Regions from separate parts of the Homo sapiens genome. Here region 2 is linked to region 1. Evidence: chromatin contacts called from ENCODE Hi-C or POLR2A ChIA-PET data. All regions are on one chromosome and are shown on one strand. The core of a region is the stretch at or near the end of the contact, and the rest is flanking DNA. Distances in the headings are between cores, read along the strand shown. Region 1 has its middle 55 kb from the start of CYTH4. Region 2 overlaps CDC42EP1 (CDC42 effector protein 1).

Evidence for each region. A loop is a pair of places that touch in the nucleus more often than their neighbours do. ChIA-PET counts read pairs that join two places held with the same protein, here RNA polymerase II (POLR2A). Pooled maps may share reads with other maps.
Region 2: a map with no recorded cell type shows a loop between it and region 1 (2.9-fold over the local background). The contact joins two enhancer-like sites. A Hi-C loop is called at or near these places in 3 of 168 maps with a recorded cell type or tissue (astrocyte of the cerebellum, endothelial cell of hepatic sinusoid and right cardiac atrium), 1 of 37 single-sample maps with no recorded cell type and 1 of 50 pooled maps. POLR2A ChIA-PET finds 5 or more read pairs at or near these places in 2 of 52 experiments (PC-3 and activated T-cell).

Annotation. Positions count from the first base shown.
Region 1 is chr22:37,334,543-37,339,829 of GRCh38, reverse strand. No RefSeq gene overlaps it. Among named protein-coding and RNA genes, the nearest start is that of CYTH4, 55 kb to the right of the region's middle. Within about 2 kb of position 3,014, at least 2 of the 41 ENCODE cell types and tissues checked have a DNase peak (open chromatin) inside an H3K27ac peak, as active enhancers do; they include PC-3, where a contact is called at or near this core.
Region 2 is chr22:37,565,516-37,571,531 of GRCh38, reverse strand. It overlaps CDC42EP1 (CDC42 effector protein 1), which reads right to left. Exons shown (of 3, transcript NM_152243.3): 2 at 4,720-5,460; 3 at 2,127-3,424. The coding sequence starts at 5,182. The coding sequence ends at 2,712. LGALS2 (galectin 2) reads left to right here. Exons shown (of 4, transcript NM_006498.3): 3 at 797-956; 4 at 1,120-1,284. The coding sequence ends at 1,269. Among named protein-coding and RNA genes, the nearest start is that of CDC42EP1, 8.0 kb to the right of the region's middle. RefSeq lists enhancers at 1-419, 1,059-1,567, 1,904-2,048, 1,796-2,090, 3,057-3,708 and a cis regulatory region at 1,969-1,982. Within about 2 kb of position 4,196, at least 29 of the 41 ENCODE cell types and tissues checked have a DNase peak (open chromatin) inside an H3K27ac peak, as active enhancers do; they include PC-3, where a contact is called at or near this core.

The DNA of each region.
Region 1 (5,287 bases), core at 1,765-4,264:
TGTGTGTGTTTTAAATTGCGGTAAAATGTACGTAACATGAAATTTACCATTTTAGCTCTGTAAGCATACAGGTCCGTGGCATTCGGTACATTCACATTCCTGTGTGGCCATGACCACCATCCATTTCCGGGGCTTCTGCATGATCCCGAACAGAAGCTTGCACGCCCTGCGCCACGCCCCCTCCCATGTCAACCCCCGTAACCGCTGGTCTTCGTCTCTATGAATTAAACTATTCCAGGTACCTCCCATCAGTGGAATCATAAAATATATGTTCTTTTGCATCTGGCTTATCTGACTTAGCATAATCAGACGACCCCGTCTTAACAGACAAGTAAACTGAGGCACAGAGAGGCTATGGGACTCGCCCCAGCTGTGTGCCCCTTCTCACCGCCTTTGCGTCTCCTCTCTGTTCTGACCGTCCCCGTGAGGGTGGAAGTATGCCGGCCATGCCCACATTTCACTGAGGAAGAGAGAGAGCGGCCCCACGGTGCTATGAGTCCCCAGAATTAAGACCTCCAAGTTTGGTGCTCACACATTCAGGAGAGCCACACAGCTCTGCCCAGGAGAGCCCAGGGCCTGAGCTGGGCCAGGGTTTAATGGGGAGCAACCAGGGACCGCCATGCCTCTTTTCAGGTCCCAGTGTCTCTTTTCTGAGGGTGACTCTGTAACTAGGCCCTGAGGGTTGCCTCGGGCTATGCTAACATCACCCCTCCTCTGGATTGTCTGGGTAAGGGAGGGGACAGGAGTGAAGTCAGCAACATGGCCCAAGAGGCCGCCCAGGGCAAAGAAGAGCCTGATAAGGGACTCTGGCCTTCAGGTGACCCACACTGCCTGGCACAGCCTCCACCCCCATGCCCTCCTGGGCCTCCCAGGCTCAATTTGTGTGTGTGATTGGGGAGGGCCAGGGTGGCTGGGAAGATTTTAGGATATAGGAAACACATTTATTGTGCTTTCAACGTAAGCCTGGGGACCCAAGAAAATCAGGCATCTGGTAAGGGAAGGGAAAATGAAGGATCTTCCCTGGGCCCTACTCACCTTCTTACGCTAATACTTAAGACCTTTTGTGATCTGGCCCAGTCCATGTGTCCACCTGCCAGTCTTGTCCTCCACTCCTTGATCCTTCCATGGAGTCATGCATTCGGTAAGTATTGACTGAAGACACCTCCACCCAGGCACAGCGTCAGTCTCTGGAGCCACGGCTGCAGCTGTGAGGAAGACAGATGTGCCCGCCCTCCTGGAGTTCCTGAGCTGGGGGTCCTATGGCAAAATCCAGCATGAACGAAATAATCAGATGATGCCTAAGCACAGGCAGTACCCAGGGCTTTGGGGAAGCCAGGGCCTTGTGAGGGACTGGGGAGCAAGCTGGATTAAGACTGGGAGTCACGGAGGGCGCCGCTAAGAGGCTGCAGAGCAGAGGGATAGATGGAGCCGGCCAGGCAAAGGGCTTCAGGAAGATCAGCCAGGCAGGGGGAACAGCACGCAACATGGCCCGGAGGCGCCAAAGAACTCGGTGAGGCTGAGGAACCTGGAGGTCAGGCAGTGTCGGCCATCGTCAGTGAAGAACAGCCGGGGCAGTGGGGCCAGGACCTGCGCAGGGGCCACCCACTCAGGACTCGGGGCCAAGCCAGGAAATGAAAATCGTCAGAGTGGAACTGGGGGACTTACCGTAGGGGATTGGAAGCATTAGAAGGGGACAACGAAGGCCGGGCGCGGTGGCTCACGCCTGTAATCCCAGCACTTTGGGAAATCCCAGCAAAGAGATGGTAAAACCCCATCTCTACTAAAAATACAAAAATTAGCTGGGCGTGGTGGCGCACGACTGTAATCTCGGCTACCCAGGAGGATGAGGCAGGAGCATCGCTAGAACCCCAGAGGCGGAGGTTGCAGTGAGCCAAGATTGTGCCACTGCCCTTCAGCCTGGGCGACAGAGCAAGACTCAGTCTCAAAAAAAAAAAAAAAAAAAAAGAAAGGGACAATGAGATCACAGCGTAGTAGGAAGTTGCTGCTTCCCAAGGCCAGGGGGACAGAGGGAGGAGGTGGCTCTGCTGGAATTCCAGCACCATGGAACCAGGAGGAGCAATTCTGGCAGCAGCTGGAGCCCTCAGGGTGTAGACTTGGCCAGAGCCGTGCCCAAGGCGGACAGAGAGGGGGGCAGAATCCCCTGGCATTGGCTTTCCTCCTGCCCTCCAGGCTCTTCCCAGCTGGGAGCCAACTGATGCAGGAACCAAAACAAGGCCTGTGTGGCCTTGGAGAAGACACTTGCTTTGAGCCTCAGTTTCCTTTCCTGTTAAAGGGACCCATCAGTCCGGCCTTGCAGGTCTGTGGTTAAGGCAGGGCTGTTTCTCTGCCTGGCACTGGGCCCCAGCTCAGCCCTCTTAATCTGCAGAACTTGCCATTACTCCCCTGCCCTTCTGGGCTCCCTGTGTCCAAGGGGCCCTGAGGACTCAGAAATGAGTCAGACCCTGGCCTCTAGGTTCTCCACTCACTTGGGCCAGGCTGTGGTTGCAGACTGTGCGGTGCTCTCACAGAAAGCAGGCGGGTGGGTACCTTTCACTCCAAAAGGAGCGGAGAGCACAGGGTGAGGTGGGGGCTGGAGCTTCAGAAAGGAGGCTGCATCTGGAAGGCCAGGGAGGACCTCTTGAGGGCTCTGAATGTCAACCTGCATTGCATGAACTTGATCCTCAAGGGGAGGTGGGGGACAGGCCTGGCAGGTGTGCATTGGGAAAGCCCTGTTAAGAGCCAGTGCATGTCAAGCGCCTTGGAACTGTGCATCGGGGATGGTGGCCTGGAGGGGACGAGCTGGAGGCAGGAAGACTAGGGAGGAGGGTCTTTCTAGAGGAGCTCCAAGACTCCCCTTGGACATGCTTTCTGGGACTGCTAGAGTGATTCCTTCTTTCCTGTCACGAAACACCTCTCCCTGTCCTTGAGCCGGGATTCTGAAAAGGTCTCTGGTTCCTGGGCCAGCCCCACCCTGCCCTGCCTTGAGGCCACATCTGCCACACCCTCAGCCTGGCCTAAGGTGCTAGTTACTTGTTGCTATCTCTGGGGACCTTCTTGCCAAGACTGTGCCGTGGAGGGGGTGGGGAGGGGAGGAGCTGAGAAGAGGGGGATGGGCAGGCCAGAGGTTGTGCCCGGTGCACGTGGGATGGAGTATAGGGTGATGCTGTGCTGGGCTGTGTGTGTATGTCGGGGGCGTTTGTCTTGGAGGGGCATGTAGAAGGGATTCCAGTGGTTCACTGGGGGCTTCGCCCACCACTTTTTAATTTTTATTTTTATATATTTTTTGATACTAAGTCTTGCTCTGTCTCCCAGTCTGGAGTGCAGTGGTGCGATATCGGCTCACTGCAACCTCCGCCTCTCAGGTTCAAGCAATTCTCTTGCCTCAGTCTCCCGAGTAGCTGGGATTATGGGCGCCCGCCACCACACCTGGCTAATTTTTTGATTTTTAGTAGAGATGGGGTTTCGTCATGTTGTCCAGGCTGGTCTCCAACTCCTGAGCTCAGGCAATCTGCCCGCCTCGGCCTCCCAAAGTGCTGGGATTACAGGAGTGAGCCACTGCGCCCGGCCACGCCCCCGCTCTTAGTTCTCCCTTCCAACCTTTTCATCCATCAAAGGTTACACTGGGACCCTGCGTCTGTGAGGTGGGGAGATATCTGAAGCTAGACTGGGGATCCCCTCCCAAACGGGATCCTGGGGACTGGCAGACAGCTCAGCTGCCCCCCACTCTCCATCATCCCCAGGGCTCCACCGCAGCCCTGCTCCTCTGTCCTGTGTCCAGCCACCCTGGAAGAGATGGGGGTGGAGTGCAAGGGACTTCAGTGCAGGGAGGGGCTGCAGGGAGGAGGAGGCGAGGTGGGTTTGAGGCCAGAAGACGGAGGGAGATGGGGAAGAAGAGGGGCACCCAGAGCAGCCGACAGCAAACCTAGTGAGCAGTGACAATCAAAACAGGGGCGGTTCACTGAAACTTCTGTGTGTCTGCTGGCTTCACACACTTTATCTGGCTTAATCTTCACTAGTATTATTCTTAAATTTTAGTTTTGTAAATGTTTGTATTTTATTTTGTTTATTAGCTGGAATTGCTAATGCATTTACACATTTGAATATTTAAGAGGTGTGTGCAATACTGAGTCTCCATCTCCCCCGGCTCATTCCCCAGGGACCAGGCTCCCTCCCTGGAGGCAGCCAGCTTCGCCAGCGACTTCCCTCCTCTTCCAGGCTGTCTGCGCAGACAAGCAAACATATGCATAGAAAAGCAAATATATACACATACATTTCCCACTTTTTAACCCATTAAAGGCTGGCATTCCATCACCCGAGTCTTCTGACTTCTTTTTCCACTTGCCTACTTACTAAGGCTCGGAGAGGTTAAGACAATCGTCTAGAGTCACACAGCGGGGGTGGAAAGATGGGCGGCGACCTCAGTCAACCGGTGGAGTGGGATGGAGGGGACAGGATCGGTTTCCGGTAAGAGAAGCGGGAGGAGGCGAGGAGAGCGCGGGGAGCGGGGAGGAGGACGGAGGCGCGGGGCCGGCGTAGGGGATGGGTGGCCAGCCTGGCGCAGAGACAGGAGTCTGGCGGGAGAGGGGAGCCGACGAGATGCGGAGGCGAGCAGGTTCCTGCTCCTGCTGCCCCCGCCCTGGCGGTTGCCGGTGGGACCTGCGACCACCGGAGCCCATGACCCTTCTTTACGCCCCCTATCGTATACTACCCTATCCAAGGCTGGGGTGGGGGCTTCTTCCTGGATGCCCCGCTCCGCCCACGCCCAAGTTCTCCGGCAGAGCCTACAGGTCCTCACTCCCTGCCCATCCTCGTTTCCAGCCTCTCAATCAGGCCTGCGAACGGGCGATGGCGATGCGGTTCTGGGCCTGCCCTAACCCTCTGAGCTAGGACCTGCCATCTGTGAAATGGGTGCATAGTGTGTGGGGGTGGGGCGGGGGTGACTCGGCCTTGGCCGTTCGAGGTTTGGGGATAGCTCGGTGACACCGGCCCCCTCCACTCCGATTTGATGCTCCCCCCAATACCTGGGTGCACTCGCCCCCCTTCCCCGCTACTCCTTGGCTTGGGGGAGGGGGTGGGTGACAGTCCCTGAGCATAGGCGGTCCTACCGATCCCCGCCCGCGCCCCCTTTCCAGATGCTCCTGGGCCGACGCCGCAGGTCCGGGCCAGCCCGGAGCGCCCAGGCGGGGCCGCCGCGGGCAGCCTCCGCGTCGCTGAGCTTTAATGAAGGCCCCCGCGGCGCCCGGCTAATGAGCTCTGGGCCCGGGGTGCGCGCCGTTCCGCCGGGTCT
Region 2 (6,016 bases), core at 2,947-5,446, 230 kb before region 1:
CCCAGAGACACCACCCTCTTTACCCAGCAGAATGGCCACAGGCTGGCATTTCATGAGCATTAAACCAGGGCAGCCACCAGGGGAGGCTGAGTGGTCTCGCTGGCATCCTCTTGGTTAGAACCAGCGGCCTCACCACCTCCGTGAGTCACAGTCCAGCGAAAGGCTCTCTCGCCTGCAGAACATGTCAGCGCATCTTGGAACTGTGCTTTATCTACTTTTGGTTAGAGAGGGGGCGGGCAGGTGCATGCCATAGGAGCTAAGGGAAAAGTGACTTATTTCTCCTACTTGGGTCCCTCAAGTTTGTCAAAATGTGTGATACCCTTGGTCTGAGACTCCCAAATGAAGACACCCCATGACCCAGAATGCCCCACTTTCAGGAACCCTGCAGGTCTAGCCCAGGCTCCTGTAGTGATCTTGCCAAGAAGTCATACAACCCCGGTTGCACACCCATAGTGACAGGGAGCTCACCACCTTAGGTTGGCTGCTGGTGGCTAAATTTAATAGGTCTTCAGATATCTAAGAGATAGCATTTCTCTCTCCCAGGAGAGCCACCCCCAATTCCCGAAGCTGTCACTATCAGTTACCCTTCTCTCAACAGCGTGATCCCTGCTCCAAATGGAATGTGCTACCACAGTGCTAAGTCTGAGCAGGTTGTTACCTCCCTTGTTTTAAGGCACAGATCTCAACTAACACAAGCTTTGATTCTTCCAGCTTGTGGTCAACCAAGGTCCTCCAACCCAAGCTGCTTTATCCAGGCCTGAGCCCTGAACCTCACCTGCTACCCCTTCTCCTGCAGCTTTGTAATTAATCTGGGCCAGGGGACAGACAAGCTGAACCTGCATTTCAACCCTCGCTTCAGCGAATCCACCATTGTCTGCAACTCATTGGACGGCAGCAACTGGGGGCAAGAACAACGGGAAGATCACCTGTGCTTCAGCCCAGGGTCAGAGGTCAAGGTGAGGTCAAAGGGGGAAAGGGCACTGGGGTGATGTCAAGGGGAGGGCCCAGATGGAAGAGAGCCTGGCCTGGACACAGGTGCTGGCCTTGTTTGAGCCATCAGGCACTGCCCTGGCCCATTTCCAGGGCCTCCTGCCTCCTTGACACCCTCCCTCCCCACAGTTCACAGTGACCTTTGAGAGTGACAAATTCAAGGTGAAGCTGCCAGATGGGCACGAGCTGACTTTTCCCAACAGGCTGGGTCACAGCCACCTGAGCTACCTGAGCGTAAGGGGCGGGTTCAACATGTCCTCTTTCAAGTTAAAAGAATAAAAGACTTCCAGCCGAGATTCTCTGTCCTGGTTCTTCTTCCGAGTCACACCAGGATCAACAGAGCTTGGGTGTGTTCCCCTATCCCTACCTGCAGTTCCTGCCCCAGGGCTAAAAGCAAACAAAATAATCTGTTTTTATCGAGTCTTCCTGTGGCAAGAACTGTGGCTTGTGACTCCTTTCTCTCTTGGGTCCCTCAAGTTTACAAAAACATGGGATACCCCTGGTCTGAGGACCTCTGAATGAAGGCACCCCATGATCCAGAATGTCCTGCTCTCAGGGATCCTGAGGTCCCGTAGTGATCCTGCCTCCTGCCACACATCCTCTGGTTGCATACCTGTAGTGACAGGGAGTGCACCACCTCACGTTAGCTGTTTGTGGCTAAATTTAACCGGTCTTCCGATACCTAAGGAGGGCATTTCTCTTTCCGTGCATTTTAATGCTCCTGGCATTTTCATAATACTGAGGAGGAAACAGATATGAGGACACCCGGCTGCCATGTTGGGAGGCTGAGACATGCTCCCAACAGTCCTACGCACTTGCTTCTGTCTACTTGCCCCCACTATCGCCAGAGCAAATGCCATGCTGCCCTGTGGGATTATGGGGCAGACACGAGTCCCAGGCACCTGGGCCAGGGGCTGTTCCCGGAACTGCAGATAAGGGCTCCCACCTGGGCCTCTTATCTCAGGGGCGTTCCAGCCTGGTTACTCATTACCCTCCCCTTGGCGCGTCCACTTCCCTTCCCTGCTGGGGGCCTTGATGGGGGATCCTTGGCTTTCTAAACTCCCTGGAGGGGAGGGGACTGAAGCAGACAGAGCTGATGCTGTTGTCCCAGGTCCCCAAGCATCTTGCAGGACACCTTTTATCAAAACAGCCTTATTTAATCAGGCCCCAGAGGCAAGTCTGGGGTATACAGGCAGGTGGGATTCCTCCCCGGGAGGTCATACCTGACCTTTCTGGGGTAAGAGGGAGGCTGGGGCGGGGATGTTGGGGAAGCGGCCTGGGAGACGGCTGTCAGGGTTGCAGCAGGGACGCTCTGGGATGAGCTGGGGGCAGGCGGTCCCTTTGGGAGGTGAGACAATGGCCCTGTGTGGTACACTCCCTGCCCCCCACCCCCCACGGGCCGCTTGGTCTGGCACAAAGGACACACTGTGAGGCTGGGTCCTCCAGCTGGTGGGGGTGGCATGGAGTGGGGCCTAAGGAACAGCTATTAGGTCCAGAGTGGCAGTCGGGGGAGGTGGTCAGTTTGGCAGGGCCTCTGGGAGCATAAAAGTCCCAGAGCAAGCCTGGCCTTCCCTGTCCTCCCTCCCATGTCTGTCCTGCAGAGGTGGGGAGGGGTTTAGGGGCAACATGACTTCTCCCCTCTCCGGTCTGGTAGGAACCAGCTGTTAGGTGAGGGGCCGGCTCTGCACCTAGGTGGGGCCCTGGGACCGTGCCCCAGCCCCTCACACCTTGACCTCATCATCCTCCTCAGCATCCGCAAATTCAAAGGTGTTTGCTTGCACTGTGCTGGGCACTGGGGTCCTGCTGCCTGCCTGGGGCGCCCTCCACTCTTCGTCCAGGCTCTCCCAGGAGGCCCGGGCTTGGGGCAGCACCTCCACCCGCTCCTGCCGCGCATCCATCTCTGGGTAGTGGTGGCCGCCATCCCAGCCTGCTCCCCAGTGCCTGCCGAGGGCAGGGCCAGCAGGTCCTCGGGGACCCCCTCCCACTGGGCTGGACTTCACCTCAGCCACTGGGCCCAACCCAGCTGTTACCCCATTGGGACAGTGTCCATGGGGTGTGGAGCTTGCGGCAGGGGCTGGGGGATTTGCAGCAGGACCCGTGGGGGTTGCGGCAGGTGCTGAGGGGTTTGCAGCAGGCGCTGGGGGGTTTGCAGTAGTGGCTGGGGGGTTTGCAGCAGGACCCGTGGGGTTTGCAGTAGGGGCTGGGGGGTTTGCAGCGGGGGCTGGAGTCTCAGCTGCAGGGGCTTCTGGGAGGCTCATGACCCCTAGCAGCTCGCTGAGGAGTGAGGGCCCAAGGTCGAGGTCCAGGCGGAAGGACAAGAGAGAGTCAGAGCGGCGAAGCCCGGGCTCAGAGGGGAAGGAACCATCCCGGTCTCGGTCATGCGGCTTTTCCGAGCGGGGCAGGCGGGAGATGGTGCAGAACCCAGAGTCCAGGCCTAGAAGAGAAATGGGCAGTGGGCTCAGAGCTGGGGTCCCTCACCAGGAATTCAGGAGGGGAGACAGGACCAGTCCTGGCTTGCTGTGTGGCCTCTGGCTAGTCCCTCCCCTCTCTGGCCTCGGTTTCTCCCATCTTTCCAATAGAATACACTCCATGGTCACCTGTGTGATCTTCCTGTCTACCCCGAAAGCTGAAAATCATCATTATCCTCATTTCCATTATGCAGATGGGGAAAGTGAGGCTCAGTTTGGGATGGGGCGAAGGAGCTAGCCCAAGGCCATAGAAGTCTGACGAGGTGGAATCAAGTCTGGAGCTCAAATCTCCTCTCAGTCCCAACTGTGACCTCAGCCATGGCCACCGGCTCCCTGCCATGACGCTGGCCGATGGCTGCAGGTGAACCCATAGCACGTGAGCTGGTTTGTGGACACAGGATGGGACCAGCAATCAGGGTCTGACTGTATAGAAATGAAGGACAGACATGTCCAGCCCCTGCTTCCAGGACTACAGACCTGAGACAGAATCGGGTTTCTGTGGACCAGTCCTCAGTGCGGTTCTGAGCAGCCGCCTGGGGCAGGGGTGTTAGAGCCACTCCCGCAAGGCAGGGAGTGGCCACCAGGTGGCAGCAGGGGCCCATGGTTCTCAGGTGAGCTCTGACCGAACGGCCAAGGTGGCACTTCTGGCTGGGCAGGAAGGCCTGTGGCTTGCGGTTCCTGTGAGTGGTTTCCCAAATTTGTCGAGTTACAGGAAACCAAGTTCAGATAACAACAGCTCCAGTGTCCTGAGCACCTACTAAGTATCAGCCCCCCTGCGCCTCTCCTGGCACTGAATCTTAGCAATGACCCCGAGAGACTCATTATCCAGGCGAGGACTTGAACTTATAGAGGTCAACTGACTTCCTGAAATTCAGGCAGAACTGGATTGGAATCTAGAGCCCAGGCCCTTCACCTCTCCATGATATCATTCCGACATGAGGGGAAGGCTTTGGTTGAAGGGGGCAAGAATGGGTGGGTGACTGGTTCAGCTAAGGCCCAGAGAGGGGGATGTGCTTGCCCAGGTCACACAGCAAGTGAGGGGCAGCTAGAATTCAAACTCCACCTCCTCACTCTCAACCTCAGGTGTTTTGGGGAGTCAGCTTGTTCCCACCACTGCACCCCCTCCCCATCCATGATGTGGGGTCTGGGCCTGACCTCTGTGGTCACTTGGAGCTCACTTGGAGCTTGGAGGAGCCACTGAACCCCTCTGGGCCTCAGCCTCAGCCTCTGAAAAGTGGGCCAAGATGGCCCAGGCCCTCACCGTAGCTGGAGTGGCCGTCCGTGGAGCTGGTGGGGCTGCTGTCGAAGCTGAGCTTGCCAACCACGAGGCTGTCGTAGGCGGCCTGGTTGAGCTGGGGCAGGGAGATGGCGTTCTTGATGATGGGGGAGATGGCCGGTGGAGCCGGGGAGGGTGCAGGGGGAGATGCCATCCTCCGGGGGGGCGCCCCCACCCTCCGCACCAGCTGCAGCTTCTTGGCCAGGAAGCTGCGGGGTGAGCGATGGGTGCTCCCGGAGCTGCCACCGTGGTTGCTGAGGAAGGACGTGTCCCCGAAGACATCCCCGCCACGGCCCACATGCATGGTGTGGCGGAAGTCCCCGAGTGGGTGGCTGATCATGTCTGCAGTCAGCCGCCTCTTTCCCTGTGAACTGGACACCCAGCCCACAGGCGAGAGCTTGCCCAGGCTCATGGTGGCGGCGCCTCTGCCCCCCTGGGGGCCGGGCATCAGCTCTGGCTGCTCACAGCTGCTAGTCCATGCCTACCAGGGGCCGGGGGAGGGAGGTGGGCTGGGCTTGGGATGGCTGCTCAGCTCCTTTGCCCTGGCGGAAGCTGTAAATGGCACTCTCCTAAGGTGAGGTCCCCAAATGCAGAGGCTGTGGGGGGTTCATGGCTCGTCTCTCCCAGGGGCCCGGCTCCCAGCCCCTCAGAAGCAGCTATAGATGTTCAAGCGCAGAGAAAGCACCCCCGAGGTGGTCGGCAACTCTCCTGCCCAGAGGTGGAGACCTGGAAGGAAGACAGAATGGGCGGTGACGGCAGGCCCGCGACAGAGGAGGAAATCCGGGGTCCAAACATTAGCAGCTGAAGAGGATAGATGATCACACCCAACTACACGGATGGAGGCCTCCAACTGACGCGGGGCAGAAGCTAGGCACACGGGGACCCAAGTGAGTCTGTGTATAGAAAGTTCAAGAACACAGCCGGGTGCGGTGGCTCATGCTGGTAATCCCAGCACTTCGGGAGGTTGAGGTGGGTGGCTCACCTGAGGTCAGGAGTTCGAGACCAGCCTGGCCAACATAGAGAAACCCCGTCTCTACTAAAAATACAAAACTTAGCCGGACGTGGTGGTGCGCACCTGTAATCCCAGCTACCCAGGAAGCTGTGGCAGGAGAATCACTTGAACCTTGGAGGCAGAGGTTGCAGTGAGCCAAGATCACATCACGGCACTCCAGCCTCGGCAACAAGAGCAACATTCCGTCTCAAAAAAAAAAAAAAAAAAAAAAAAAAAAACAAGGAAGTTCAGTAACAGGCAAAACCAATTGATGCTATTAGCAATCAGAAT